4 separate regions of the Mus musculus genome follow, and all the other regions are linked to region 4. The links are chromatin loops, found by intact Hi-C in ENCODE. Cell type or tissue: heart. All regions are shown on one strand.

The links. Peaks named below come from ENCODE experiments on the same cell type or tissue, not always from the same donor. Only the 100,000 strongest peaks of a DNase experiment are listed, where the experiment ranks them.
Region 1: a loop joins it to region 4, with 3 times the contacts of the local background. A loop is called at or near these places in 5 of 42 quality-filtered maps.
Region 2: it touches region 4 in a loop (6-fold over the local background); 3 of 42 quality-filtered maps call a loop at or near these places.
Region 3: a loop joins it to region 4, with 1.9 times the contacts of the local background. A loop is called at or near these places in 3 of 42 quality-filtered maps.

What each region holds. Positions count from the first base shown.
Region 1 is chr17:64,328,517-64,336,516 of GRCm38, forward strand. Pja2 (praja ring finger ubiquitin ligase 2) reads right to left here and starts at 3,367. Exons shown (of 10, transcript NM_001025309.1): 1 at 3,280-3,367. In heart, no CTCF peak of the experiment used is centred here; a DNase peak (open chromatin) is centred at 3,755; H3K4me3 peaks cover 2,638 bases; H3K27ac peaks cover 2,070 bases.
Region 2 is chr17:63,799,939-63,807,938 of GRCm38, forward strand. No RefSeq gene overlaps it. Among named protein-coding and RNA genes, the nearest start is that of Fer, 60 kb to the right of the region's middle. In heart, a CTCF peak has its summit at 3,849; no DNase peak of the experiment used is centred here.
Region 3 is chr17:63,920,749-63,928,748 of GRCm38, forward strand. Fer (fer (fms/fps related) protein kinase) reads left to right here. Exons shown (of 19, transcript NM_001037997.3): 5 at 865-1,048; 6 at 2,614-2,751; 7 at 3,311-3,430. Among named protein-coding and RNA genes, the nearest start is that of Gm52300, 45 kb to the right of the region's middle. In heart, no CTCF peak of the experiment used is centred here; DNase peaks (open chromatin) are centred at 1,073 and 4,993.
Region 4 is chr17:63,860,010-63,868,009 of GRCm38, forward strand. It overlaps Fer (fer (fms/fps related) protein kinase), which reads left to right and starts at 3,972. Exons shown (of 19, transcript NM_001037997.3): 1 at 3,972-4,046. In heart, CTCF peaks have their summits at 4,155, 6,381 (motif pointing right) and 6,583; a DNase peak (open chromatin) is centred at 3,882; H3K4me3 peaks cover 2,527 bases; H3K27ac peaks cover 2,032 bases.

The DNA of each region.
Region 1 (8,000 bases), 470 kb after region 4:
TATACATATACTAGAAGGGTGTAAGGGTGTGGGTAAGGCAAACTGCTGTGTGTCACTGGCAGACAAGGAACATGAGACAATGATTAAACATTCATTTTCTATATAAGTCAATAAATACTACATCTAGAGATTTTCCAGGTTAAAAAATGTTTCAATTCACATAAGAACTCAGAATAAATGTTCACAGCACCTTTATTAATAACAACCCCAAATCAGCAACAACCCAAATACATTGATTAAATGACTAAAACAGTAGTAAATCAACAACTATCATGAACTACTTCACAAAAAACAGAAGCTAGTTTTACACACACACACACACACACACACACAAATGGTCTTCAAAAGCATGATGCTGGGAAATAGCAGATACAAAAGAAATAATTACATTTATATGAAATAGTAGACCAAGGGAAAACAATGTATACTGTGAGAAAGGTAAGTGGTTTCCCGGGGCTCAGGGTCAAAGTCTGGTTGACCTCAAAGGAATAGAAGTTTTCAGAGAGGTGAAAATATTGTCCTATGTTATATATTATATGTACACACACACACACACACACACAATGTGTGTGCATATATATATATATAGAGAGAGAGAGACATAAAAGTATACTTTTATGAAAACACAATGAGATGTACATCTTAAGTAAGTACATTTCATTAATTCTAATTTACTCTCTAATTTAAAAAAGTTGACTTTTTGAAAAGATAATCTCTTTTAAGGAACTAGTATATAAGAACCACTAGTGACACCCAAATGGAACCATATATATAGTTGAAAAGATGTCAAAAAATAAAAAAAGAAAGAAGGAAAAGAAAAAAAACTTAACCTCCACTACTTTTTTATAAATATTAAGAATGACAGCAAGAGGAGCCAGAGAGGCAGCAGGTAGGTCAGGGTGCTTGCCACAAAGCCTGACACTATGCAATCCTGAAGCCCATGACAGAAGAACCAACTCCCATACGTTGTCCTTTCATCTCCATAAGCATGCTGTAACAACACACATGTGCACACACACGCTCAGTAAATGTTTTTAAAAATAAGAACAAAAACATTATCTGGGCAAGCTAAAAACAGAAGGGCATATTTTAACCTAATATTGACTATTAAAAAGCTTTGTGAAAAATCATATTTAATGCTAACCTCAGAAGCATTTACCTTAAAGAAAAAGTGACATATTTTAACTATTAGCCCTAGTCTTAGTAGCATTAGCCCTACTACTCAACAATATGTAGCACCTAAGGGGCAATGCAATGTCAGAATGTCATAAAAACTGGAAAGGAAACCAAAAAAATACTTTCAGATAATTGTCAAGTAAATACAAATATTAGCTCCATGAAAAACGGGGGGGGGGGGGGGTGGCAAGGATCAAAAGCTTTTTTTTATTGCCAGAGACAGGAAAACAAAGTTACCTTAAAGTTTTCATCTACTACAGCAATACAACTATAAAGGAGCTGGGAATATTGAAAAGGAATGATATATATGAGGGGTAACTAAAGCTTTAATATAAAGCAAGATGTGAATAAAATGGTGAGAACAGTTTGGGGAGGGGCTTAAGACTGTAAAACAGTTCTAAGAATTTATGTGTAATCTTATTCAAAATAGGGTTTTTAAATTTTAACTCACAAGTGGTCTGAAGACCACCTAGAAGAAACACTCAGGAAATAGTAATAATATCTTTAAAAAGAGTAATAATAAGGGTTAGATGGCTGTCAGATTTAAATACTCATACCCTTTACTTCTGCAACTGTACGTCTGGATCTGTGCTCCAGAAATGATCACACAGGTTTTTCCCCCTTATTAAAACAGTGTCTGAGTCTTGGGATAGAGGCAATATACTAGAAGGCAAAGTGGGGGCTGCTCTTTTTACATTACAGTCTTCCACACCGTGAAATGTTCTAAAATAAACGATTCAGAGCTTACAGTTCAGCATCAATCAATCAATACGTGAGTTAGTTACCTTTAGTATAAAGCATAACTTTCAACTGCAAGCACTGAAACGGCTTTCAGTAGGAATACTTAATTAAAGTCCATCAAATTAAAGAAATAGGATGTACCCTTAGATAGAAAAAGTATTAGGGAGGCCTACATAAAACGGGAGTCTATGTCCAAGATATATAATTAGAAGAAGCAAGCTTTACACAAATGTGCTCAGCATAGCCCTCACCCCCATCCCTGAAGGAGACAACTCTGCATGTGTGTGTATCTTTCAAGATGCGTTTGTGAAAGCACTTGGAAAGATGACCACCAAACCGAAATACTGGTGGGGCACTGAAGGATGAAAATAGTCACATATTAGTATTTATTTAATACTTCTCTCTTTATACTGCTGAATTTTACACGGAGGGTGCATGTCTGTAATAGAAGAATAAAATTATTTCATATAAAAAGACATGAAATCCAGAAGACAATCACAAACATGTTACGTTTATTTCTGTTATTTTTTTACGTTCCTGTATACACTCATCAAATGACCTGTTAAGTCTTCAGCAATGACTGCCATCTTAAAAGAAATAATAGCAAATATTTCGTGATAAAAATAGAGTAAGGCCTCTTTAAAAAAAAAAAAAAGAATCGTATACTTGACAGAATGAGGATCGTCAAAGCAGTTGTCTATGTAGACATACAATTTTTTTTTTTGTTTTATTTTATTCAACTTGGTCTGGGCAGCTTTCAACTCACCATTTTTAATGTGCGCAAAAAATGATAAACCTGGAGGCATCTTGGGGTGGGGGTGGAGGTGCGGGTGGGGGCGGGGAGGGGAGCCCTGAAGGTGCCTCTGACAGGCGTGCTGGGGCCTAACGCTGACCAAGAAGACGGTAGGCCACTGGCACTGCCTGACAGGGTGCCTGGGCCTCGGTGACAATCGGGGAGGACGCAAATCCGGGAGGCAGGGATGGAAGGCGTGCCGTGCCGGGCCGGGCAGGGGCCCCGCAGGCCTAGTGCGCCACGGTCCTCCGCGGCGGGCCTGAGGGTGGGCGGCACTGGCGGGCCGCGAGGGGCAAGGCGCCGGGTCCTTGACCAGGGCACCAAGGACAGCAGACAGCCGGCGGGAGCGAGCGGGCGGCGGGCGCGGCGGCTCGGGCTAGAGCGCGGCCCCGGGCGGGATGGCCGGAGGCCTCTCAGTCGCCAACCCCACCCACCATGGCCGGCCACGGCTCGGTCCGTTCCTCGGAGACCCCCGAAGCCGAGGCGCCTGGGCAGCGGCTCCCTCACCCAGATCCGCTCTGACAGAATCAGCCAGAATGGAGAGAGAAAAAAATAAAAATTGCCCTCACCGAGATGTGCAGCGGCTCCAGAGCGAGAACAGCGCTCGATCCTCCACCCGCCACCACCGCCTTCTTCTCCGCCTCCGACTCCTCCCCCGCCGAACGCGCAGCGGCTGCAGCGGCGGCGGCGGCGGCGGCGGCGGAAGCAGAGGTGGTGACGGCGGCGGCGGCGGCGGCGCGTCCCGCCCCTTGCGCTGCGAAGGAGGCGGAGGAAGGGAGCGCTTTAGCCCCGCCCCCTGAGGGCGCAGCCAATAGACTTCACGGCCCTCTGCAGGGGGAAAAGCACGCATCCAATCGCAGTCCTAGAAGTAGGCCTACGTCATGGTTGGACGTGGCAGAAAAAGGGAAAATAACTGGGGCTGTCTCTCTGCCTGGCGCCTGCAAGCTCTCTCCCAGGCCCTTCGCGGATTGGCCGAGGAGAGTGGAGACGCGCTTGGCTCCGCCCCCTCTCTGGCCCTGCGCCCGCCCCTGCAGCACTGCGACGTTTGGGCGGGGGCGGGGCGCCGAGGCCCGATCCACTGTCAGGCCTTTTGTGGTTTGGCTGGGAGAAAAGGGCGGGGTCTCCCGAAGGGAAGGGGGTGTGGAGAGCTGAGCGCAGGACTGGCGCAGTTACACTTCTCCCTCCATTCCCGCATGCCCCCCAGCAAAATGGAGGTGCAGAATTCGGTTCCCAAGGCTGTGAGAAGTTACCCAGTATTTGCAATTTGAAGTACAAGAAAAGAAAATCCGAAACCAGTTGCAATTCTGATAGCAGCGAGGGAAAGAAACGTACGAAGAGCTTGTTTGCTGTGGTTCTCTGTGGTGCGTGGTACCCGCCCACCACTGGTCAGACCCTCGCCCTGCTCTCTGATTCTGTTTGTATAAAGCAGCTATAGGTGAGATGTAGATTTGGCCTGACCAGAGTTTAGCAGCTGACAGCTAAGTTATATCGGGTGTCAGGCTCGGAGTTATCAGCTCTCGTCTCATGCAACCAAAATAAATACAACAGCTGGAGTCCCTGGACACCTTGCTTAATTTAAACCCAGTCACAGTTTAAGTTCGTTATGTCAGTGATGCACATGTCCCCTTTTCTCATCCTGAAGCCTGCCTGCTTCTCTGATTACAGCCTAGCTCTCTTCTCTTAACTCCCCGCCCCCACCCCCAGCTTCATCACCCAGAGCTCAAAAGCCCAGGATATATTTATCACGTGGCCTCCCTACCCACACAGATTAAGAGCCCCACTTCTTGTGATGTCCTTTAGCTGTAAAATCTGCCAGTGAACTGAAACTACTTTTTCTACCATCGATGTAAAGAAATGATTCGACATTTCCCATAAAAACACGAGAAATTGCTAGACATTTTGTGAAACCAAGTTTAATTCCCAGAATACCCCAGTAGCATATATTTTACCCGCCCCCCAAATTACTCTTTTACATGTCTCCAAGTCCTTGCTCTCTTGAAAGAGAATGTATATTTTAACTAATTTTCCTTTAGAGTCTTGAAGATTGGTTCAGTTGAACACACTAACAGGTTGGCAGGTGCAGGACTTCTCAAATCTCAATCATTTCCATACCATGTCTGGGTATACTAGAATGAACTACAATCCAGAAGGGAGGGCGCATCTGTGAGAGGTTTTTCTGGTTAGTATGATGTGGGTGAATCCACTTCTAGTCTGGATCTTTGAGTTGGGAAGACATACTCCTGGTTAGATCTTGAGATGGGAAGACACAGGCTTTTGATCCAGATCTTGAGGTAGATAGAAAGGCATACCTTAAATCCAGATCTTGAAACAGGAAGACACACATACCTTTAATCTTGGCCATACCTTCTACTGGGCGTATATAAGGATGGGGAAGAAGAAAGGTTTTTGCTCTTTGCCTGCTTGCTTTTGCCTTAGTAGCACATCCATTCCTTCACTGGCCTTGGAGCCTTCTTCCTCAGGATTCCAGCATCAACAGAAGACCAGCTCAGACACCCAATCTGTGGGACTGAGCAACTACTAGATTCTTGGACTTTCTGTTCACAGATAGCATAGCTATTGTTAGATTAGTTGGACTGCAGTCTATAAGTCATTTCAATAAATACCCTTTATAGATACATATACATTACACACACACACACACACATATGAAAGAAAGATTCGTTCTATAAGCTCTGTGACTCCAGAGAACCCTAACTGATCAGAACTAAACCCTGAATCATGAACTCCTCCTTAAGAGGGTACAATATCAAACATTATCAAATATTATATGCCTATATAATAAAGACACAGTACTCAAGTGACATTTTGCTGTGATGTCATGAAAGGATAGAAAAATAGACCCAAAATAGCAATCCACTTTCTCACCGTGTGAGTCATTGCCTCTGATCTTGCCATCGTGCCCCAAGTACAGTCATGCAAGGCATCGCAAGTGATTTATGTTGCAGTCTGAGAAGTTCTGGGATGGAGCCTTAGAACATGAACTCTAAGCTCAGATGGAGAGATTCTCACACGAGCTCCTGCATGTATAAATGTTGCAACCCTCTTACCTCTCTGGCCTGGATTTACTATTTTTAATATGTGAAAGTAAGAGTACCTGCTTATACATTGTTGGTACAGATTAAATAACCTACTCCATGAGACACATATCATGCCCAGAATGAAGTACTAAATCCCTATGAGTTTATATACTATATTATTGTATGTACATGAGATAATAGTACATATTAATGTAAATGCACTGTTGAGTGCATTGTTGATTGCGAAGTTGAGAAGCATTCCCTAACACAGGAGGGTTGCAGGAACCACATAGTGTAGTGTGCTCTTTATTTTTTCGTTAATGTTGATTTATTTTATGTATATGAGTACATTGTCCCTGTCTTCATACACACCAGAAGAGGGCATTAGATCCCATTACAGATGGTTGTGAGCTACCATGTGATTGCTGGGAATTGAACTCCAGTTCTCTGGAAGAACAATCAGTGTTCTTAATAGCTGAGCCATCTCTCTAGCTCTGTAGTGTGCTCTTAAAAAATGCTCATCAAAACAACAACATCTGTATTGCCTGATGTGGTGGTTTGAATAAGCTTGGCTCATGGCAAGTGGCACTATTAGGAGGGTGTGTGGCCTTGTTGGAGGAAGTATGTCACTGTGGAGATGAGCTTTGAGGCTTAAACTCCACCCAGTGCAGATGAGACTTCTCCTGTCTGCCTTTGGATCAAGACATTGACTTTGGCTCCTCCGGCACCAAGTCAACCTGTATGATTCCATGCTTCCCACCTTGATGATAATGAACTGAACCTTTAAACCTATAAGCCAGCCCCAATTAAATGTTTGCCTTTATAAGAGCTGCCTTGGTCATGGTGTCTCTTCACAGCAACAAAACCCAAACTAAGACACCTGAGAACAGTTTCAGGCCTGAATCAGAAACCCCTATGATGAGCAGCTGTATTTTAACCAATCTTCCCCGGCGATCTTGATACACATATACTTTAATAACCCTGGGCATAAGCTGAAAGAGGACCTGTGCTCTAATCATAGTCTCAGAGGGAAGCCAGCAAACATGGTGGGAGTGTGTGTAAAAGAAAATGTTCTTTTCTATGTAAGCCAGCATTTCTAAACTGCTGTTATGACCCCGTCAGGGATTGAACCACCCTTTCACAGGAACCCTCTAAGACCATTGGAAAACACACATATTATATTACAATTCATGAAAGTAGCAAAATTGCAGATAAAAAGTAGCAATGAAAATAACTATGGTTGAGGGTCACCACAACATGAGGAACTGTCTTGAAGGGTCACAGTGTTAGGAAGGCTGAGAACAGCTGCCAAAAGTCCTGGGAATCCTAGAAAACAATTTTCCCAGAGTGTTGGAAAGTACAACATCGAAAAGGGTTGTTTAGCAAGCCAATGGCCAGACCTACAGCTCAGCAAAGCTTAGAGACAAACAGACTTGCTCTCTTCCTTGAGCTGTTGTCTTCTGCTTGCTCTTTGTCTGCCTTAACTGACCAGCCAGGCAGTAACTTGAGCAGAGTTTCTACAGGGCTCTTAGGTTCTGTGTTAGTCAGTGTTCTCAAGAGTCACAGAACCTTTTGAGAGTGTTCCTAAACTTTATCTAGCATCCTTCTGTTGACTTGTTTTTTCAATCACTCTATTTTTCATCTCTATGTTTTCTTTTCACAACATTCTTGCTCTTTAGGACTATTAACACTATTTTTAAATTCTCCTAAGATTCAACTTAGAGGTTTCCTTCTCATTTGGGGGGCTTCTTCTTTCTCTAGAATGAATTTATCTCTTTCAGTTCCATTGATAGCGTCTATCTATTTTAGGATTTCTCTTTCGTCATGTACAGGATGATACATGGTTTGGGTTTGGATCTGAAAAGAATACATTTATTGCAAATGTATTCACTGTGGTTCTTTAGAATAGCTAACAATTTTACTGGTGAAACCCTAAATATTATATTGCCAAAAGTATGAACTGGGGCATTAAACTTATTTAAAGAGTTTTTTTAACCTTTCTTTGTCTGAGAGGAAAGACATTTGTAAAATATTCTTACATATAATATCACATGGCAATTTAATATCACATGGCAATATAATATCACATGGTGCTCTGCTGTTCAATCAGCCACCTCATTCGGCTGTGGAGCACTTGAGATGCTGCAGTCCTACAAAGAGACATGGAAATACAAAGTACAAAACACATTTTAAAAGATTTAATATCCCCGAACATATATACCATTAATAATTTCTGTACTAAGTATTAACGT
Region 2 (8,000 bases), 60 kb before region 4:
CTTAATGCTTACTGTTCTTCCAGAGGATGTAAGTTGGGTTCTGAGCACCCATGTCAGGCAACTCAAAACCACTTCTAGCTCCAGTTCCAGGAGATCTGAAACCTCTTCTGGCCTGTTCAGGTATTTGTATACACACACACACACACATAAAAATAGGAATAAATCAAAGAAAAACAAAAACCATACTAGTTGAATATGCTGGTGCATACCTATAATCCTAGAATTTGGGAAGCTAAGGCAGAAAAATCAAGAGATGTAGCCAGTCAACACTATCTCAAAGCAAAACAAGAAAAATGCATTGCCGTGGGACAGGCCAGACCCAGCACATAGTAGGAGCTTTAGACACCTAACCTCAAACTAAGCACATGCCACCGAGCATTGTCTCCATCGCTGGCTACCTAGATCGGAAAGTCCAAGTGAACAGCTGACGTGGTGTCATTTCCCAGGGCACACTTTGACACATCTCTTTTCAACCCTCGGAGTCCCTAAACACTCCCCGAGTCATACTTCCAGAAAGTCAAAACTGAGTTTTTACCCAGGCTAGGACCAGGACCTCTGGTGGTCTAGCCAGGGCAGGGAGAGTGTTATTTCTCCAGGGGTTCGAACACATAGCACTACAAAGACTGGGCAGAGGGAGAGAGAACCCAACCTGAAGGAATGAGGCAGAGAAGAATAATCCAGGGCTGGACTAGCAGAAACGCAGCAGCGAGCAGGGTGTCTCTAGCTAGCTGTGGCGTGCCGTTGTGAGCACACGCGGGGACAAGCGATAACCTGAGGAGATATGAATGATGTCTCCTTTTCCTCGTAAGTTCTTGAGGTGGTTAGAAAAATGTCCACATTCTGCCACACTCCTATCACTTGTCCCCCTCTCTTTAAACTCTGCGGACCATCTTAATCAATGTAAGAAAATGGATCTCATAACGTGTCACTTCTGAGGCTGGGACAGAAAAGCCCAGGTAGCCCCTCGGGATGTTGGCTCATCGCATTCTCAGATCCTTAACGTCTGTCTCTGCTGTACTGATGAGACTGTGCTAAGAAGGCACGCAGAGGAGCGGTGAAAGATTGTGGCTCAGCGGCTGGGAAACCCCAGGGCAGGCACCAGCTATACAGGAGTCCCAGAGGCTTCAACGGGACCCCAGGCCCAGCTACCTTTTCCCTGCTGATGGATGGGGACTTCAAGTGAAAATTGTGAATCTTGTCAGTTTTCATATTTCAATGAAAAATGCACAGCTAGCGTTGCCTTGAGGCAGTTTGGTGAGGTCTGTTGTGTAGGATAAACTCCACAAGGTGGTTTCCCATCCCAGAAACTCTTAAAATTCTCTTTCACACTAGGGCCATCACCCTGGGAGTCTGCAACCCAGGGGGGAAATTCCTTTTTCAGAGTCCCACCTTCCTCCCCCCTCCCCCTCCCCCTCTCCCCTCCCTCTCTCCCTTCCCCCTCCCCTATTCTCTGAGTACCGGTGGGCTTCATTCAGAGCCTAGAAGAAGCAGAGGAGCGATGTGTTCGGTAATGCTCTATGGTACAAAGGCCTTTGGTAGGACCAAAATGGGATTCCTGCTGGATTCCCCTCAGAGAGCCTGGGGCTTTATAAGAGTCTTCTGAGTGAATTCCTCAAAGGCAGAGGAGGCAGGTACCGCAATGAGCAGCATATCATGTAAGCGTGACTAATAATGATGTCAGCGCCACTAAGCCAAGATCTGTCCGAATGTACAAGCTCCTTTGGATGACATTTATGTAACATGACTGTGGTCGGCGGACAGCTCAGTGGTGTCAGGAATAAATCTGTGTGGCAAAGAAAGGGAGCACAAGCCACCAGAGTGTCTGGACAAGGCAAACTTCACTCTGGACCATAGGGTGTGCCGGGAAGAGAGAACACCCAGAGACAGGAAGTAGTAGTGACTGTGTCTTCTCCCATTGGCTGGCCTCCTAGTCTTAATTGAATTGGCTAGTCTGAGAAGAATTAGCACATGGGAAATGGAAGAGGGGACAAGGAGTCCCTGATACAAGGTGAAAGGGGTTCCTGCTCCAAGCCGTCAGATTCCATAGATCTTTGTCTACCTGGGGGTAGGGGTGGGGTCGTAAAACCTTTCCGTAATTCCGTAGAACTCCTAAAGGGTGTGGAGGGGGGCATTTGAATATCTTGTCCTAAACACAAATCTTATAGTATTTGGTAGAAAAGACTCATATTTAATATTTCTCAGGGTGGTTAGGATATGTGCCAATCATGGACAAAGCCTGGTATTCAATCCCTATAACTGGAAAAAAAAAAAAAAGACCCACTGTTGAATTTTCCATCATGTCATGATTTTTTTTTAAAAAAAATATCTAAAATCTTTTCTTACCACAGAAACTTATTACATCAATCCACTTGGTCACCCCCTCCACCCCCCTCACCCCTGCACACACACACTTGTGAATGACAGATTAGCTGTCCCAGAGGTTTTCAGAATCCTTCTAAGAGGCTTTGATATCAGTAAGGCAAATGAAGTTCTTATTGATGGGAATTTTAGACGATGTGGAAAAGGAGAAAATTTAAGAACAATGAAGTCCTTGGAAGGTAGTTATCTGGGCCTTTGGGGAGCCATTAAGATGTCCTTGCTACTGAAAATGTATCCAGTCCTCCAATTCTAAAATCTTGAGACTTTTCAAAGCTCCAAGATAGCCTGGACTTTTGAGAGCTCCAAGGTGACTGTTGGAGTATTTGTTCTCTCTGGTGGCGACATTAAACTCAGGAGATCCGTGACTCACGGTGTTCAATCATACATAGATAGATGTATTAAGCAAATCATTTCTGTGTGTGCCAGTGACAATATCTCCAGCTGTTTCCATTTTATTTCCAAATAGCACTTTGTTTTAATCAAATAAGATGAGCTGTCTGCATCTATAGACCTTGAAGTTGATTGCTTGGAGACATTTAGTCCTAATTGTTGCTCCCTCTTTCTCCCTTGCTCTCTCTCACTAAAATAAACCATTCGTCTTTGTTCATGAAATAAACTCAAAGTGACCAACGTCTCTTCTCTGCACCTTCCCTCCTTTAGCCACCTGCTACAGTTGACCTATCTTCAGCCAAGATTCAATCTGAGGAGAAAGGTATTTAAAGAACGTGCCAGCCAATCAGAACCAACCGTATAAAAGAGACTTGCCCAGAATGTTGTTGGCCTGCTCAAAAGTATGCACTCTTTCAGCATCTGGGGAAAATGAAACCCCCCTCTAGGTGGTCCACAGCACAGGCGTGGAGTTCTGTCTGCTAAGGAGTTCTCTTCAAGGGGGATGTGTGTTCTGGCAAGCAGACAAGACATACAAGAACGAAAGGAACAGACAAGCAAACTCATCCTCAGAGGCCCTAACTTGTTTCCTCAAAGAAGAGGTAGAAATAGATCAAATCAATGTATTTCCAAATGCCTGAATAAAATAAAATAGAGCTCTTTAAAAATCTGCAACCTAAGGTAGCAGATGGCTAATGAAGAAGGTCAGGCAGACAGCTTCCTTAATTTATCATGAGTTGTCATGGGCCTTTATTAGACTGTGATGGATAACTTTCTTCTTAGCAATATTTTAGGGACCACTTTTTCTATACTATGTAAAAGTTTTGTGGTTTTTTGTTTTTTTGTTTTTTGTTTTTTGTTTTCAAAAAAATGAGCCTAATTAATTTTTCTGGTATAACTAAGAGAGAAAATGAGCCTCCGACAGGCAGGTTTATCACCAAAACGAGATTACTTGCTTTACTCATACCTGGGGGGATCTCTGCGTGTGTGACAGGTTGTCAATGACTTTGAGCTCCAAAGTAGCAAACTTCAGGACAAAGTTGAAGCCGAGCTCAAATGGCTTTGCAGTATCCGCTGCAGAGGCTAGAGGGCGCAGTTGCGTTAACTGATCTGAAGCAAGGAGAACCCAAACCCCAAAATGATTGTTTCTTACTGTGACCTACAGATTTTCAAACTCAGATCACCAATGCAAGCTTGTTCCTCACTCAAAATCATTCCCAGTCTGCTGCAAGGAACAGGAGAATATATCGCGAAACTTCTACAGTCATCGTGGATGGTTTCCACGGTGGCCCTGTGCCCATGAGAAGAAGCAGAACGCACTCAAAATGTCCCGTCTTTCAAAGACTCTCCTGGTTTTTCGTATTACCAAATGTCTACTCAGTTCTCACAAGAGCTTTCATTTTTTTGTTTTTTTCTATTCAATAATAATTAAAAAAAACCTTCCAAACAATGTATGTACATACACAGTGTACTTGGGAAGGATGTAATATAATTTTCAATATCCTAAGGAAAGTATGTATGTGCCTCAATTTTTCTTATTTTTTTTATTTTTTTTTTATATTTTTTATTTTTTTGGTTTTTCGAGACAGGGTTTCTCTGTATAGCCACGGCTGTCCTGGAACTCACTTTGTAGACCAGGCTGGCCTAGAACTCAGAAATCTGCCTGCCTCTGTCTCCCGAGTGCTGGGATTAAAGGCGTGCACCACCACCGCCCGGCTCCTCAATTTTATTTTATCTTTTATTTATTGCAAAGAGATTGGCTAGCCAACAGCTTCACTAGCCCTTAAAGCCATTCATGCATCTTCTTGTTGATTCCCACAAAGAGATTCCTACATTTTCTCTGCTTTGTTTCCTGTGATTCTTCGGTCTCTCGGACTCTGCAGAGCACGGAATGCCAAGGCCTGGACCACCCCTCTCCATCCCTTTCTGGTCCTGTTCATGCCACAACTCTGCCCAACACCTACAAACTCCTGCTTGAGTTAATCAGTTCTTGGCCCCTCAAAGTGCATAGTCCTCCAACTGATCTTTTTCTGAGTGAAAGGTAACTCTCCCTCCATCTCTCCTGAGGGACAGGTAAGTGATCTCTCCATCTTTCTGTATGCCCAAAGACCCTGCCCGCGTAAGGCGTCTGTAGACAAATGAATGAAAACATTGTCCCCAGCACTACTAAAGTACAAAATTCTACTCCGGGAAGTAAAATAGCTATGGCCTGTAACGAATTTTCTAGGTAACTGTACTGGCTGGTTTTGTGTGTCAACTTGACACAGGCTGGAATTATCACAGAGAAAGGAGCCTCCCTTGAGGAAATTCCTCCATGAGATCCAGCTGTGGGGCATTTTCTCAATTAGTGATCAAGTGGGGAGGTCCCCTTGTGGGTGGGACCACCCCTGGGCTGGTAGTCTTGGTTCTATAAGCAAGCAAGCTGAGCAAGCCAGGGGAAGCAAGCCAGTAAAGAACATCCCTCCATGGCCTCTGCATCAGCTCCTGCTTCCTGACCTGCTTGAGTTCCAGTCCTGACTTCTTTTGATAATGAACAGCAGTGTGGAAGTGTAAGCTGAATAAACCCCTTCCTCCCCAACTTGCTTCTTGGTCATGATATTTGTTCAAGAATGGAACCCCTGACTAAGATAGTAACAGAATAAGTATCTAAGTCCCTAAGCTATATAGTGTTAGGCTTTTTTTGAAGCAAATATTTCCACTTATCTCTAATATAGGTCAAGCCCTTCTGTGGTCCCCAGGACTTGGGCCTTTATAGATGTCACTACTACCCTGCCCCACCTTCCTGCTACTCCTATGCGTATTAATTTTTAAATGGAAATAAACTTTACAGAAATAATTAAGACTGCTTACTAATCAACTAGCCTAAAATAGGAAGAGGTAACGTGTTACCCAGATAGGCCTTTGACCCATGGAACTGGATGGTGCTAATTATTGGCAACAGCACTGGTAAACAACATATTCACCATTCTCATTGTACAAAATATAAGCCCTTTGAGATTTGGACTATTTTCTCTTGCTTCTTCTCCCTCTTCTTCCTCTTCTTCCTCCTCCTTCTCTTCTTCTTCCTCTCCTTCTTTTTCCTCTTCTGCTGCTTCTTCTGCTTCTTCTGTTATTTAAAACTGAAAGAGAAACTTTCCAGCTCCTAAATTTATAAATAATAATTGTGCTGATTTAGTCCCAACACTCGGGAGGCAGAGGCAGACAGATCTCTATGAATTCAAGACCAGCTTGTTCTACCTAGAAAGTTCCAGGTCATCCGGGGTCCATACTGAAACCCCTCTTAAAACTAGAGATTTATCATGTCTTATAAAATGGAACGTTCTCTTTTTTCTTATGGACGGCATGATGTCTGATGATGTTTGATGATTGGCCTTTCAGTAGAAGAACATAACTCTCCAAAGAGTGCCTGAATGGCAGTTTGGTTTCCGTGACAAAATACTGACTGAAAGCAACCTGGGGAGGAAAGGATTTATTTTGCTTACAGGTGACAGTTTATCATCAAGGGAAGCCAAGGCAGGACCCTGAGGCAGTGACCATGGAGGCGTGCTGCTTACAGACTTGCTCAACTGCTTTTCTTACATAGCCCAGGCCTGCCTGCCCAAGGATGCCACTGCTTCTATTATGCTGGGCTAAATCAATTACCAGTTAGGAAAATGCCTACAGACATGTGCCCACAGGAGGCGATTTATCAACCGAGCTTCCTTCTTCTCCGGCAACTCTGAGTGGACAGAGACTAAGAAGCAGACGGATCTACAAACTCAAGCCTCATAACGATGTCAGTGTTACAGCAGGAGAAAAAGCACACGGCCAGTTTGCGCTAAAACCCAGCAACCATCTGTAGTGATACGAGGTGCAAGAAACATTACGTTAAAAAGGGGAAATGCTTTTTAGAGAGACCTGACAGGGATGCAGAATCCAGGAGCCACCTACAGAGCACAGAAGCTTCTGTCTGTAAAGGTTAAAATTCAGGCCACAGACCGAGCTGTGAGGTAAATAAAAGATGTTTAATTTTATATGGAAACTTCTTTAATTTTGGAGCCCTATGGAGGATGTATTACACTAGACTATTTCAACTGGCAAAGACATTTTAGTCAAGACACTTCAGTCGCCTTCTCATCACTGTGAGAAAATACCAAAGAAGACAATGTAGACTAGGAAAGAAAAATCACAGCTCACTGTTTTGTCATGGTCCCCTTGACCTGGTGCTTCCATGACAAATAATGAGGGAGAATCTGAAACCCGGAGAGCATGTGGTGCCAACCAAACAGCACACAAGGAAAGATGGAAGCAGGGACAGAGGATGTCCTCTAAGGTCAGTCTCCGGTGACTGCTTCCTCCAGCTAGGCCTGGTCTTCTAATAGTTCATGCTGTGGCAAAGTTAAAATCAATGGACCCCATGTTATCCAGTTGCCTCTCAAGGCCCTATCCTGAACACTGCTATATTGAGGACCAAAAGACAGAGCATGAGTCTTTGGGAGGACATTTCCCACCCAAACCATAACACGACGGCCATACAGAAGACACAGCACAACAGTGAGATGCAGGGATTGAGCCCAGCACCAAGGAAACAAAAACAGAGGGATTGGTAGAAACCACAGGAAACGCTGGCAGATGGCAGTAGGGCATTGTCACTGATCAGGTCAGCCCCCACGTCCCACAGACACTAAGATGGGGATCCTTGTTTTCCTTCAACATTTCACCTCAAAAGGATAAGAGAGGCAACCCTGAGTTGTGGAAGGTTTATTCTTGAAAGAGCCATTGCAAAATTAGAATTAGAAATTTTGGAATGTAGATGCTTTACAGAGCAGGGAGAAGCTAGGTGAGGAGGCACGGGTTTGAAGTTTGTCAAGCTGAGACTTGCCAAAATCAGTCCAAATTGGTGTGAGCTTCAGAAAACTGAAATGTAGGGATTTTGGGTTTTGTTTGTTTATTTGTTTGTTCTGGAGTTTTCTTCCTAACTCTAGGACCCACTCCAGTCCGTGCCTACCTCTGCACATCAGGCAGCCATCTTTTCAGGTCCCCAGAGGATGTCCCCTCGCAGCAGCAGAGTAGTCCTCGGTGCCCTCGAGGCGGTCCACATAGCTCTCAGCTACTTCAATGCCGAATTTCAGACACGATGATTTGTAGGCAGCCTATGAACCAGTCTGCCTAAATATTTTAGATAGTTTTCTTTCTGGCACATTCTTCATCTGATCAAACCAACATGTGGTCTACATGAAAGGGAAGGGAAGGAA
Region 3 (8,000 bases), 61 kb after region 4:
ATCTGGATTTTGCTTTTCCAGTGTGTTGGGGTATCCAGGACTTGCTATGGTGGGAGAATTGGGTTCGGATGATTCCAAGTAACCTTGGTTTCTGTTGCTTATGTTCTTATGCTTGCCTCCCACCATCTCGCTATCTCTAGTGCTACCTGCCCTGGCTATGTCTGACTGGAGCCTGTCCTTCCTGTGATTCTGGTTCTCTGAGTCAAGCTGTCTCTATGATCTTGTGATTCTGGGATCCTGTGATCCCGAGTTTCTGGGTGTGTCAGAGCTCCTGGGAATCAAGCTGCCTTTGGGACCTTGAGATCCTGGTGTGACCAAACTCCTGGGATCCTGTGATTCTCTGATCCTAGGCATGTTAGAATGCCTGGGAGTGGAGCTACCTCTGGGTGTTGTGGGGCTGGCTGCAGAGTTTGCGCCCAAGGGTCTGCTCAGGGTGCTGGCCCAGCCTTTGTTACTCTTTAATGTACATGTGCATCTTTTAGATTTGTTCTCTCAAAGCCTCCTAAGATTACTCTTGTCTTTATTGACATCTTGGACACTAGTTTAAACGTTAGCATTTGCATGCTTTTCCTGCTTCCACAGTCTCGTGTGAGCAGCTGTTCCAGTTTGCTGTAAGCTCTTGGAGCTGAGAAGGATTTTATGTGTGCACTTATGTGTTCTGACGTTGATTTACCTAGCACTGGCTGCACAGGAACCTCGGTGCTGAGCACTGACCGTTAGTACTTGGCATAGCACTCTATACACAGTACACAGTCAGCCGACTTGATTCTCCATTGAGTGTGGGAAATAACATAACAACACAGTGGGGATTGCATATAGTGAGGATAAAACTTAGCTGTCTGCTATCTTCCATGTTTTCCTCAGGGAAGGAAACAGAAAAGGCCAAGGAGCGCTATGACAAAGCTACAATGAAGCTTCATATGCTGCATAATCAGTATGTGTTGGCACTGAAGGGGGCACAGCTCCATCAGAGCCAGTACTATGATACCACACTTCCTCTGCTGCTGGACTCCGTGCAAAAGATGCAAGAAGAAATGATAAAAGCACTGTAAGATACATTTCCTGTTTATCATAAGATCCCCTCAGAGCACGACTCAGCATTTCTGCCGCAGTTCCATTTGTGTCAGAAGCTTCCTTATGGCTGAGACCACTGGGCACCTCAGAGCCATTTCCTTTTCTTGTTCCTTCAGTTGTGCTCTGCCCCTAGCATGCTGAGGATAGACCTCTGTGTTTGTTACTGACTCTGCTGCTCTAGTCAGCTCCGTGTTTAAGTCAGGACTTGCCTCCCGAGGGCTGGGCATTTAAACTCCATTTCAGAAGCTTCAAGGAGAGAACTGTTTGGAAGCTTATTTATAGCTTCCCTTTCTTTTCCTCTATGAGATTAAAATCCACTCATGTTTATTGAAGGTCTGGTGTATTTATAAGAGCACACTGCTTTGTGCTTGGGAATGTAAGTATAAGTGGAGTTTCTTACCTTTAACTAGTTAACAGTGCATTGCAGTTAATAAGCACATATATTCTGTCCTGTATTTAGGAGAGCAGGCAATGATGAGCCACATTTGATGGACTTCACTTTCTTTATCTTCTGGCTTTGCATTGTGCAAATATTTAAATCCATTTTACTTTCACTGAAAATGTGTGTGGGTATTTTTTTTTTCCTGATTAATTTGAAATGTGTTTGTTCCTAACACTATTTTTCTGTTAAAACAAAGAAGTTAGTTGGGTGTGTCCAAGCACTTGGAGACATGTGTGAGCACAGGGTTTTTGTGAATTTGAAGCACCTTGGTCTACATAGCAAGTTTCAGGCCAGCCAGAGCTACATAATAAGACCCCATCTCAAAAACCAGCCAACCGACCAAGCAAGCAAACAAAAAACTTATAGTAATTGAAGTAATATTCAAGGGAGTCTTGTAAGTAATGATTTCGATTCATAAATAGTTATTTTAGAAATAGAAACAGAAACAGGCAAACCCTGCTTTACATTTATATAGGTATATGCAGAATAGGCTTATTTGCCCATACTTGCTTTGAAGCCAGTAATAATCAATATTTATAAACCACAATCCTTAAAAGCAGGGGATCTCGTCAGTGTAACATTCTTTTCAGTTAGACCAAGCAAAAAACCTTGATGATTTTGCTGCATTCTGGAGTTCAGGAGAAGAAACAGATGCCACTGAAGTTGAAGCTTAACTAAATAATACCCATATCCCCAGGGCTAAGGTGCATTTGAGGAGTGCAGCATCTGCGGAGTATCACACACTAGAAAAGAAACACTCACACACAGAATCCCTGTGTTGAAAAACAAAACAAAACAGAACAAACAAACAAAAGGCTCAAAAGTGTTTCCATAAAAGTAGTGAGTAATAGAGTATTATTAATGCTGCCCAGCCCTCCCTTTTGGCCACAAAGTACATTTAAATAGGTAATGGTGAATTAAATTACTGCATAATTGCATAGCCCCTTCATGCCCTTTTGTAGGAAATGAGGCAGTGCATGAAACCACCACTCTTAAAGGCTGATACTACATTGTCTGTGTTTATTATTCTAAATGCTTTCTGAGTCTGTGTCTCCTAATAAGACACTAAAATGTAAAATTTTATTTTTGCTTTTCAGAAAAGGTATATTTGATGACTATAGCCAGATAACCAGCCTTGTTACAGAGGAAATAGTGAATGTCCATAAAGAGATTCAAATGTCTGTTGAACAGATAGACCCTAGCACCGAATATAATAATTTCATAGATGTTCACAGGTATGATAGCTTCCTACCTTTTAAGCTATTTATGAATATATTGTTTTTCATAATAGAAATTTAATAAACATAAAATGTTTTTATTAGAGCTAAGTTTATTTTGTGAGTTTATTTTTGTTTATTTATTAAAGACTGTCTTAAACTTGATAACTAATTTATAAAACTATATTTAAGATTTATTTCAATTGACATGCCATTGTTTAAATCCATATTTAACCTATGAAATTGTATTTTCTTAACATTTACATAATGAATGATACTATGAGCTTACATGTGTATTAATTTTTCTAAGTCACCAGTTACTGTCACTTGCTTGCATCTTGTTTTGTATTTTAAAAAATTGTGATGGGGATGACTAAGGTGTATGCATATTCTACAGATGAAGAAACCAAGGTGCAGGCTGCGTGACTAGATCTAGGGTTTTCTCTAAATTATTCTGCTACGTAAACTTTGTTAGCATAATTTTGACTAGTAGTAAATATTTTGCCTTTGGTATGCACTGCGATAGATTATGCTAGTATACTATTATTGATTAGAATTATTTGGCATACTTTACTAGAACAACAGCTGCTAAAGAACAAGAAATCGAATTTGATACTTCCCTATTAGAAGAAAATGAAAATCTTCAGGCAAATGAGATCATGTGGAATAATTTAACAGCAGACAGTTTGCAAGTCATGTAAGTACTTAGACAGTCAGAACTGTGCACAGTGAGTGCTGTTATTGCCCTACAGTTGCGGTATTTCATCAGCATTAAATTCCTCAAAGTTTGTAAGTAATAGAAAGTAAGTTTTGTCAGATTGATGTATTTCCTGTGTGTATGTTGTGTGTCTTGTATGCATGTTTGTATGTGCTGTGTGCTGTCTATGTGTGGTGTGGGGTCCATTCCTACGCAGAGGCCAGAGCAGGCCCTTGCGTGTGCTCCTTAAGTGTTCTCATCCTTACTGTCCTCAGGTAGAGCCTCTCACTGAGCTGGGCGCTTACTGATGAGGCCAGGAGTGCTGGCTGTCAGTGTTGGGAATTCACCTATCTCTACTCTCAGTGCTGGGAACATAGGGTGTGCTGTCCTGTGGGCTTTTCCATGAGGGTGCTTGTGATGGAACTCAGGCCTCACGTGCCCCACACAACAAGTGCTCTTGCCTTTACCCATTGAGCCAGCTCAGCCCCAGATGACACATTTTTAGAAATATATTATGTTTCCTTACCATTATCACTAATTTAAAAAAATGAATTTTTCTATAATGTTTCATTAATTTTTCCACTAGTTTCTATTATATGAGAATAATATTTATCCTTTTAAATTTTTATATATACTTTTAATTTTGTTTTATTTTCAGTACTTAGTGGCAGAGTCATTTTGGAAATGTAGATACTAAACTTGAGAGGTAGGAGTCATTGCTATCATGGCCTTAGCTTACAGTCTTACTCTTGATTGAATTCTCTTTTCTTGAAGCAAGGCTATATTCTATTATAAATGATTCAGTCAGCTTCATTGCCTTATTGTTTTTGTGTATAAACTTGGTGGGGTTTTGAGAGATCTTGACTTTTTTTTTTTAGTCCTCTTCAAACTCTAAAGGCAATTAAAAGTACTTTTTGATTTGTGAAAACATGAGTTTAAGTTATCTCATGATTTTGTTCAGGGATTAGAAACATTTGTAAATAAACATTTTATGTGTTTATCGTCGTGTTGGAGTTGAAGGTAGAAAAAGTATTCATTTGTCAGTATTGTGTATGGTATATTAATTTACTTGTTCAAATTTTTCCTTTAATGACTCATACAAAAGTTCTTATAAATATAATTAATCTATTATTCAGAAATACTACAGGTACAGGTAGTCTATTAGGGGAGGATTATAGGATTAGTTCTTAGAAAGGGATTGAAATATTTAAAGGGGGCATAGGATTAAAGGAACTAACACATGCTCTTCCAAACACCCATTTGTGATGAAGCCTTGTGAATCACAGAGGACTGATTACTGTTGAGGGAGTTGAAGGCCTGGGTTCCTCTGCATCAGTGATTAGGGAGTTGAAGGTGTGGGGTCCTCTACATCAGTGATGAGAGAGTTGAAGGCATGGGGTCTCTTATGTTAGAGAAGCTTTTCTAGCAGCAGCTTTGCTGTTCCACAGGATGTTCTATTTGAGACTCTGGCTTGATTTGGCCATAATATTTTCAGTCTTAGCCAGCTATAAACTAGTAGTTCTTATCTGGGCTGATTTTGTCCTCCAGGGACATTTGACAGCTGGGAACCTTAGGCAGGGATAGAGCTAAGCATCTGTTACGTCAAGGACAGCCTCTTAGAAGAAAGAATGTCTGGCAGCAATTTCAATAGTGTTGAAATGTGCTTGAGGGAGAGTGCTTATTGCTGATATGATTGGTAGAAGTTACTGGGGCATGGCACCCCGCTTAATTCACATGCTGCATGTTAACAAAGCATTCATGACTCCCGAGGTTTTGTTACCACTACCTTTTCCCAAGTACCTTATTTATTCATCACAGTCTTATTTATTTATTTATTTATTTATTTATTTATTTATTTATTTTATCAGATATTTTCTTTATATACATTTCAAATGCTATTCTGAAAGTTCCCTATACCCTCCCTCTTCCCTGCTCCCCTACCCACCCACTCCCGCTTCTTAGCCCTCGCATTCCCCTGTACTGGGGCATATAAAGTTTGCAATACCAAGGGGCCTCTCTTCCCTGTGATGGCCAACTAGGCCATCTTCTGCTAAAAATGCAGCTAGAGATATGAGCTCATATTGTTGTTCCACCTATAGGGTTGCCGACCCCTTCAGCTCCTTGGGTGCTTTCTCTAGCTCCTCCATTAGGGGCCCTGTGTTCCATCTTATAGATGACTGTGAGCATCCACTTCTGTATTTGCCAGGCACTGGCATACCCTCATACGAGACAGCTATAACAGGGTCCCTTCAGCAAAATCTTTCTGGCATATGCGATAGTGTCTGGGTTTGGTGGCTCATTATGGGATGGATCCCCAGGTGGGGTAGTCTCTAGATAGTCCATCCTTTCGTCTTAGCTCCAAACTTTGTACCGCCTTTCATGGGTATTTTGTTCCCTATTCTAAGGAGGAATAAAGTATCCACCCATTGGCCTTCCCTCTTCTTGATTTTCTTGTGTTTTGCAAATTGTATCTTGGATGTTCTATGTTTCTGGGCTAATATCCACTTATCAGTGAGTGCATATCTAAAGACTTCTTTTGTGATTGGGTTACCTCACTAAGGATGATATCCTCAAGATACATCCTGATATATTTAAGGTTATATGATTAATATTCTCAAGTCAGCAGTAAAATTGATCATTTTAATGAATAGCAAAGAAAATGAAAATATAAATGCTGGACTATAGTGTTGGTAATATTAACAATAACTACCTGTTAAGTGCTTGTGAGCAGAGATTTTGTTGACGAATACGTTGTTTTATTGATTTTCAGAGTATAATTAGAATCATTATCTCAACAAATCACTGTTATTTGATGATAAAGCAGTTACCCTCCCCATACCCAATGAATTAAAGATAATAAATCTGTGATATGTAGTAAATTTAATTCCTTTATTTACATTTTACTGAACATTATTTATTCAGGAAATGAGTTGAAGATAGACACACTCGTGTTTGTATATTTATGTGTATGGGTTGTACAGTGCTAAGGGTCAAATTGAGGGCTCATTTATGGTAGGCAAGAATTTTTCCACTCTTCCAGTTTGCTTTCTGTAGCTGTAACAAATACTCCAACTGACAGCAACTTTGAGTAAGGAGGGTTTGTTTAGTTTAATAAGTGCAGGTTTTGATCCATCAACTAGGGAAGTCGAGGCAGGAGCTGGAAGGCAGTCCGGCTCACTCTCTCACGTGGCATTACCTCTTATCAGAGAGGGAAGGAAGACACAGTTGTTTGTACAAAATTAGATTAGAAGTGATTTCCAAACAATGAGAACATTCATATACCCATCCACAAGTAATTTTGGATGTCAGCAGGATGGTAAGACATTTATTTCTTTTGGTGATATTTTCTAATCTTTAGTGAAGTGTCCTTAGTATGTCAGCACCTATCAATGTACCATATTAAAATTATACAAGATTTTATAAAATGCTAAATCCTGTGATCTAAAGTAAGACCTAAACCCAAGACTTTGTGTTTTCCAATAATTTTCAAGGAGAAATTAGAATCTGTTTAACTTTTATAATGGAACAGAAATGTATTCTTTCCAATGGGTGATAGTAATTCTCTGTGTAGAAAGGTAATTGTTTTGGATCTTGTAGATTCCAAGTTAGCAATCTAGTTATAGAATCTCAGAATCAAATCCATTTTGCTACCTGTCTTTTACAGCCCATGAACTAAGAATGACATTAATATTTTAAAATGTTGAAAATATCAAAAGCACCATCTTTTGCAGCACATAAATATCACATGAGATTTGTCATCTTTGGGTGATTTCAGAGCAGCAGTCAGATAGTTGTGCTGTGACAGCCAGCATAGGTGGCCTCTGCTGCTTGTCACTACACAATCACAGTGCCATTTTGACTGCTGTACACACTACCGCACTACAGCATTTCATTTTTGTTATCAATTCATGCCCATTGTGTCAAAATAACAAGAGAAAATGGATTTCAGATGGCTGAGTTAGGAACTGTGGACTATTTCGTTAATGACTTAGATGGCAGAATATTATGTTAGGCCTCTAGTTGGAAGCAACTAAAATGCCAGGCTGTGTTCAAGAAATACTTTTGAAATGCTAACCTGAAACTTTAGGGGACTGTAAAAGAATTTGAAGGCAGATGTTAGGAGGACAGTTTGAGGAAACCAGCTGTTTAAAACAAATAGTTATATTTGTTGGGTTGGAAGTAGATAAGGTTGAGTTTCATTGAATGTGTTCATTAGAAGCTTATAACTGCTTGGTTAACTAGGAACCATCTTGTGACAGCAGTGGACATGACAAAGTAGACAGAGAAAAGCCCAAGAGGCCTGCACCCTACGGAAGACCTATAGGCAACTGAGGGAAGCTAGGAGCAGGAGGGGCAGGTAGGGGTATTCCTCCCCAGGGAAGAGACCTATAGGCAGACGGAAGACCTATAGGCAACTGAGGGAAGCTAGGAGCAGGAGGGGCAGGTAGGGGGTATTCCTCCCCAGGGAAGAGACCTATAGGCAGACGGAAGACCTATAGGCAACTGAGGGAAGCTAGGAGCAGGAGGGGCAGGTAGGGGGTATTCCTCCCCAGGGAAGAGACCTATAGGC
Region 4 (8,000 bases):
TTCATCAGACAAGCCACTGTGCCCAGAAACCTGGAGCCTGCCATTGCAGAGGCTAAGTATGTTGCTCTGTGCTGATGTCTTCTACTATATTGGAAGGTCCTTCACTCCTGTGTTCAGCCATCTTTCTAGCTCAGACTCACTAGGGAGCAAACACTTTCATTCCTAAGTAACTTGGTGGAGGAAGTGATCTGAGAGTCTGGTCTACACACTTCTTAGATTCCACTGACTCCCAACTAATTCTGTTTCCAGCTTCTGGTTTTGCTATTGCATTCAGTGATACCTGACAGCTGGAACCGCAGTGACATGAACCTATGTTTATTTGCTGCAGCAAGAAACTAGAGATAGAGCCTCAGCTCACTGCACCTTGTTGAGCAGATTGACAGGTCTCTTAAGCACAGACTTTCTTTAAAACTTGTCACAGACCTTCCCTGGTCAGAATCTCTGGGAGAGAGTCTGGTAGTGTGCATTTGTTATGAGGCCCTGAGATGATCACATGGGAAAGTCAGCACTTTCCAGCACATGTTCTAGCCTTGTCTTTGGAGGCACAAAGGACCATAAGGGAATGGAAGGAAGGGCAGGTAAATCCTGAGGAAGAATGGCTTAATTAAGGAGCGGACCTTGAGTGGTCTGTGGGCATTTTAAGAGGACAAGTCTTGATGAGGGATGTTGGTGGTAGTTATTTCTCTGTGGAGAACAGAAAGCCAGAAGAACCAAGAGACACAATGTCTGGGAGGGACAGTTAGGAAGTGTTCTTAATGGATTTGACATTGACTTTGAAGACTACAGAGAACTTTCTTCCTCTCTTTCTTCCCTCTGCTCTCCTGATTTTTCATATACAGATTTGTTAACGCAGAGGAAGGCACATATAGGCATTTTGAATTTGGAAAGTCCAGACAACACACATCTTGAACTTCACCCAAACGTGACCTGTATTGAAAGTATTCATTTAAGCGAACAGGCTTCAGAATCGATGAAGTTTATATCCTGTGAAAATAGACTGTGTAGCATGCACCGAATACAGATAGACACCATTTCTGTTCTGTCTCCCTCACCGCCACATCTGCTTCAGGAGTGGTGTGTGCACACGGTTAGGTGTAGAACCCGAGCAAGAGAACAGTTACAGATGAAAGGAGCTGGCTGAAAAGAGAGGAGAGGCAGAGATTACAGATCTGGGACTTGCTGAACTAAGCTGGCACACAGCCAAGATTCCTCAAGCCTATGTGAAATTTTTACAGGAAAACAAGAGAGGGAGAAAGATAGGGTGAGGAATGATGCTAACCAAAAGAAAGGGAAGAATTAAAAAAATATATTTAAACCAATTAGCTAGTTTTAATGTTCACATTATGCTAATGTTTTAGGAAAGTTACTTAATTAAAATATAAACTTCGTATTTGATCTGTATGGATTATACACTGAAGAGTTGTTCGCTTACAGATAGGTAATTCTGTGGCATTTCACAAATCACAGCAGTTTCGGGTACAGATCTAAAATTTAACTTTAATGGAAGAAAACAGATCTATTAAATCATTTGTTAGTAATTGGATCACCTAGACAGGAAATTATTTTCCTCATTCTCCTGTATTGTCTCACACAAGATACAAAGAAACTTGCTCAGAATTTTTGGAAGTGGAAAAAAATGTTTGTTAAATGTGTTTCATTGCAAAGTGATACTTATAGGGGGAAACAATACAGATAGGTGTTATTTACCCCCAGTTGCATTGCATAGCATGATGCCTGACATATGGTGGGTAGCTTTTGCTTCTTGACTGAATATGGGGGAATTTCATTATAGAACTGAAAAGTTCTTAGTGCTTCAGGGTAGGTAGATTCTATTCTCATATGTAAACACACACACACACACACACACACACACACACACACACACACTGTACCATAGAAGTCTATTTTTATTGTACCCTTAAAGCTATATTCTGCAAATTTGTAATTTACTAACTCATCAGACATTATCTTATTTTTTTTTTTTCTTTTATAAAGAAAGGAAGCCTAAGGTTCTTGATAAAGGTATGCTTGGTAAAGCAATGCCAAAGTCATGGTTTTCCCAACCATTTAATACAAGCACAAAGTTTTATTTTATTTATTTCACCCATATTGATACATATAACATTTACTGCTTATTGAAAACTAACTTGCATTTGATAGGCTATTTATGCATTTAATTACAGAACTATAAAATACAAACAAAATTATCATTTTTGATTCTATTAAAAACGAAGTTTAGAGTTCCTAGATAAGGCAGTGTTAGAGAAGTCAGACACTTTTATTGTTAAATAGGCATTAAAACAGAATGTGCATATATGTCTCAGGCATTACCTAAGAAACTGCAAAGACATGAATTTCACCCTTCTTTATAGATGAGTAGATACAACCCATTATTTAGATTTTCATATTGAACAATAACTAGTCCTCAGGTAAGACTACTTGGCTCTGTTTGTCACATCTATGGTGGACTTGTTGGGGTGGCCAACAGAGTTAGCTAAGAGAAAAGGCAATCCTTATGCCTGAGGTAGTTTCAAAATTTGGAGTTCTAGAATTTCTCAGAAACTGGGTGATAAGGTGAACTTCTGCTATCTGTGAACTTAGAAAAACACCGACTCCCAGGTTTGTTAGTGGCTTCCCATAGCCTGGCTGAGGTTCATCTAAGGTTTCAAGTGCTCTAACAACGATTCACAACTCTTGTGCATTCCACGTTCTTGAAAAAGATATTCCTGGACCATAAATCTGACAAGAGAACTTTATAATTGTTTTCTGAGAAAAAGGGGGAGAGACTCTCATCCATTTTCAACTGTAAGATATCTGTGTCCTTAAAGTATGTTTTGGTTTCTTGGTCTTTGAAACTGACTTAAGTGAATAACCATTTAGAATTTTAAAAAGTATTAATTCTTCTTTGGCTCTAATCTAACTCAAAGGTTTAAGGGTGGGAGGGGAAATGGAGCTGTCAGACTTGTTGCAGGCGACGAATGTGAATGTGGCTGAGCTCACGTACAAGAGGACACTGCCTTAAAAAGCGTGCTACAGCAATCCCGAGAGTGACGCTCCATGAACACCTATCACAGAGCTCCAGATCACCTACTAAGATCTGTTCAGGTCCACCTTACTCCTGTTTTGTACCAAATTGGCAAAGGAGCGCTTCGGAAAACAGCCCTCACTGGAAGAACACATCAGTTTAGGCCCTCGCTTTCTAGACTTTCCTAGAGGTAAGTACTTTCGAGGGGACCGCTCCCAGGACTCGCGGCTCTCTTTGCAGAGCATCCTCATGTTTCCAGAGAATGTCAGCTCGTTAGCGTCTGACACTGCAGGCACAGGAGCGGGAAAGGCAGTTCTGAGCACACCGCAGAAACGCAAAGCCGATTTAAAGGAATCCACGTTACAGCACACGCAAGCAGAGCGCGGGAAGGTAGAGTTCGCTGCACAGCCAGCTCGGGGTGGGAAGGAGAGCCGGCCCTCGCCGGTCCCCCGCGGGCGCTCCACGTTTCGTCACACCTCCTTTCCGGCAGGGCCGCGGGGCTGACCCTTCCGGGCGGCCTCAGCTTATCACCCGGACAGGCTACTTCCCGGCTTTGGCCCCGCGAGTCTCCGGAGTTTCCTGTCAGGCTCCCTCGGTCTCCGCGCCCATCCCACCGCTCAGGCCGACGGCTGGGCTCGGAGAAGCGGGATCTTCTACGCGAGAGACCGCAAGAACAAGCTTCGACGGGAAACAGCACGCAGGGCGGTGGCCACGGCCCACGCCTCCTCACGCCCGCAACTCCAGCCTCCGCCCACTCGCTGAGCTCCGCCCCTCGCGGGTCCGAGCCAATGGGCCGCGCCCGCCTCCTGGGAGGTTGTAGAAGAGGGGGTTGGGGCCGGTGGCAGCGCCCGCCCCTTGCTCCTTCTCATTGGCTAAACTCTCGGGGTGCCCGGAGACCGGAGTGTAGCGGGATTGGCTGTCGAGCCTCGCAACGGTGGCGCCTATTGGCTGGAGCAGTCCCCGTGACGCCGGGTGGCGACTGGCTCCCGGGTCTGAGGGGCTTCTGCTTGTCAGGTTCTAGGTAGGTGCGTTTCACGCCGCCGTCCGTAGGCACCGTTGCCCGGGGCAACGCCCCGGGAGGTGGGAAGGAGGCCGGAAGGCGAGCGCAGCGCGGGGGTAACCGTTCCCGCCTGCAGGGGGGCGCCGGGCTTTTGGCCCAGCGGACGCGGGCTGTGCGGAGGCGCTTCCTCTGCCCTCAGCCAGCTCGGTCCCCTGCCGGGGCTGCGGGGTCACACTCGCCTCATCCTACCCGCGCGACGGAACGTTCCGGGTTGGGCTTGGGTCCGGGCTGCTCACCCGGCCCGCCAGGCCCGCCCCTCCTACCCGCCCGGGACCCGGAGGCTGAGGGGGCGGTGCCGGCCGTGGCGGGCGCTTGGCCCCGCCCCGTCGCGGGTCGCGGGTGTGCGGGGCGTGGGGCGGGGTTGGGAGCTGCTGCGGTGGGGAGCCCGCACCCTTTCCCTTCTTGCGCTCCTCCGACGCTCGCCCACGGTGCCCACACCCCTTCTGGTCTCCTCACCCGTCGCCGCCCTCTCCTGTGGCACCCAGCCCCGAGAGTTCCCGCAGCCCCTTTCATCAGGACCCTCTGACCCTGTGTCGCCTCGCTTCAGCTTCACGTCCCACTGCCCCTTTGGTTCAGGGCAGCCTTTCAGAAGTCCGGCCCAGGGAGACTTCTGGAGGCATCTGGACTTGTCAGGGGTGATTTTTTCCCTAAGGGCTTTTTAGGGGTCTGAGGTATTTGGAGGCACCTTTGTGTCTTCCTTGGACTCCTCTTAAGATCAGCCCTCCGAAAGGAGTTCATGAGATTAGTTTTGGTAAGAGCTAGGGCTCCTTTGAACAATTAAGTTTCCATGAGGTGGTCGCTTGGAACTCTGTGCATTTGTGATTTTTGTTGGGCATGCCATTGCAATTTCAGTTTGTTCGGGCAGCCTTTCATTTTCAATATCTTATGACGTAAGAGCAATGAGGCTTTTGATACTTTTACTTCGGAAGAAGCTGTATATATTCACAATGGTCTCACGGTCACCCTAACATATGCTACTCCAACATGTACAGGAGTTTTCAGGCATTTTTCAGAAAGAACCTTCTCAACCTGAAGTCACCGTATATAAACGTCTGATGTCAGAGAATCTAAAGATAAGGCCCACAGTATTTTAGTGGTTAACATCTAAAAAATACTTTGCAGTCCATCTGTGAAATAAGAACAGGTTTAAAGGAAAAGTATTGCAAAATACATGGTGTGGTTTAGGGACTATTTATATACACACCTGTGTAGGCTTTATAATGGTGTGTGGAAGAGCCAAAGGATGTAAAAAGGTTGAGTGTCCCTTTTACAGCCAAGAAAAGATTTTCTGATAGCCCTAGAGTTGAGGGCTTTCAAAGGTCCTGGGGATGTTTTCAGAGTACATAGGCATTCTGGGAATCACTTTCGGTTCTCTTCCATAAAAGACCTTTGGCAAAGATCTGTTTCTTTTCTGCATTGACAGTATTAATACACACTAGCGAAGATGATGTACTATCCAGCTTCTACTCTACTTCAGAGGTTGAAGTCATTTGTGTGGGAGAAATAATCTAGGGTTTTGTAGACAGAATTCTTGAATTTCATTCTTAGTTGCCATGTGGCTCTAACTTTTCTGTGAACACTTTTTCTGCTAGCATCAAGTAAAATTTCAGTTTACACAGAGCAAGCTGTACGTGTTACTTTTATGGCAGTAGTACCTTTGACATTGCTGTCCCATAGTAAATACTAACAGAGGAGCTGGAATGATAGTAAAAATACCGTAAGGTCCTTGTTTGTTTTGAAGTAGAAATAGTGAAACTAATTAGTAACGGGAAAAACCAATAGAAACATAGTTACAGGAAGCACTACTCTGTGTGGTTGTGTGAGCTACTGGGAAGACTGTATATTTGAATCTCAGGCCCAGATTTGTAAATTGCATTCTGGTAGCCACAGGAGAGATAATGTACAAACTTGCCATAAAAATGGAAGTTTTGTTTAAGCTTGGATTTGTGTAGATGGTAGGTGTGCACCATGTTGCACATGTTTTGGAGGGAGGGCAAAGGGATGACTAGTCATTCAATGTTCAGATAATGTATCTGAATAATCTAGGTACTTATACATACTGTTTGGAACAGTGTATTTTGTGATGGAAAAAGTTTGCAAATGTGAACTTAAAAAAAAGTCAACTAATTTAGAACCAATTCCTGGACTTTGCTTACTAGTATTTCATTAGGACTTAAAACTATCTTCATTGTTGTCTCATAGTGTTAATAAAAGAATATCTTAATGCAGACCTTCAGGTTTTTAAAAAGATTTATTTATAATTATATCTAAGTACACTGTAGCTGTCTTCTGATGCACCAGAAGAGGGCATCAGATCTCATGACAGATGGTTGTGAGTCACCATGTGGTTGCTGGGATTTGAACTCAGGACCTTCAGAAGAGCAGTCGATGCTGTTAACCACTGAGCCATCTCTCCAGCTCCGAGCTTCAGTTTCTAATAAAGGAATAAAAGTGGAAATGACATTAATTCAAATGCATAATAATTGTATTTTGTATCTTTCCTGTCTTAGGAAAGTATTGCACTTTTCTTCAACATTTGTGTCCTTTTCATTTTCAGAAAGATTTTTATATATACCTTTATCTACTAATTTCTTAAATTTTTGAGAGGTATGCATCAGAGTTTACAGATGAATAAGATAGATTTTCATTGCCTTAGGCATACTTACTGTGGTCAACCAGTTGTTTCATTAAGACATCAAAGGGAACAGGTCACAGCTTTAGGGCTTGGGTAGTGACTTGAGCTACCTTGGAAATGCTGAGCTGCTCCTTAGGGTTTCCCCCAGAGCTCCACTTTCCCTTCCTCTCCCCCCCCTCCCCCCGCCCCCTTACCTCTTTTATTCCCATTTTCATTTAGATCCCAGGTTGAGTTTTTTTCAGAATCGATTGAGAAAATACAGAGAAGAAACTTAGCAATAACTGCCATAGTTAGTGTATTGGAAAAGAACTAAAGCTTGCTGTAAGCACTCCACCACTCACCACAGCTTTACAGGGACATTCCAGTGAATCTGTATCTGCACCTAAGTTGTGGTGTAGCTCAGCTGCGGTACTCAGCCACTTCAGCATCTGGGGAAGCAGAGCAGAGGACATGTTAGAGCTGTAACAAAGAGATGAGGATAAAATAGCCACTTTGCTTATTCTGTCAGAATAAGTACACTTGTAGTTTCTCATGTATGAAGTTTACTAATGTGTGGGTCCCACATATGGGTTTTCAAGAGTTTTTGACATTGAAAACATACAGGTAAACTGAAGTTCACTTAGTATCTCTCTAAGAAAATACATTTTAACAAAAAATGTTTTCATTTTAAGGGTATTACATGTTCAGCTTTAAAAAATGTAATATCATGCATAACTTGTAATTTTTCTTAAATCTTCATCTGTACTACGACTAATATTCAGTCTATGTTATTACCATTCATTATAAGCTTGATATTATCTCTTTCCTCTGTAAGTATTAATTAAAAGCCTGGAAATTTTAATGACAGAGTTCCTTGCCAGGTTGGGAAAGTGTAGTGAAAAGAAGAACGGTTCATTTGGAAGCCATATAACTTGGGCTTCAGCTCCAGTTTCTCTTTTGTGGGATCTTGGACAAATTACTTAATATCATCAAATCATAGTTTCCTCTTCTATTAAATGAGTAAGATAAAATTACCTCATATGGTAGTTATGTAGAAGAAATGAGACAATGTAAGTAAAAATGCCTGAAGTTAGGAAGGGCTCAGCTTCTGTAGTCAGCGCTTGCATTGATTTGTATCTGTCCTGGTGTTGATAGGATTATTCTTTCTTAGTTTGTGTTCTTACTGTGAAGAAACACCATAGCCAAGGCAACTCTTACCAAAGAAAGCATTTAATTAGGCGCTGCTTGCAACTTTAGGAGACGGGGGAGAGAAAGGGGCGCAGACAGACGGACATAAAGAC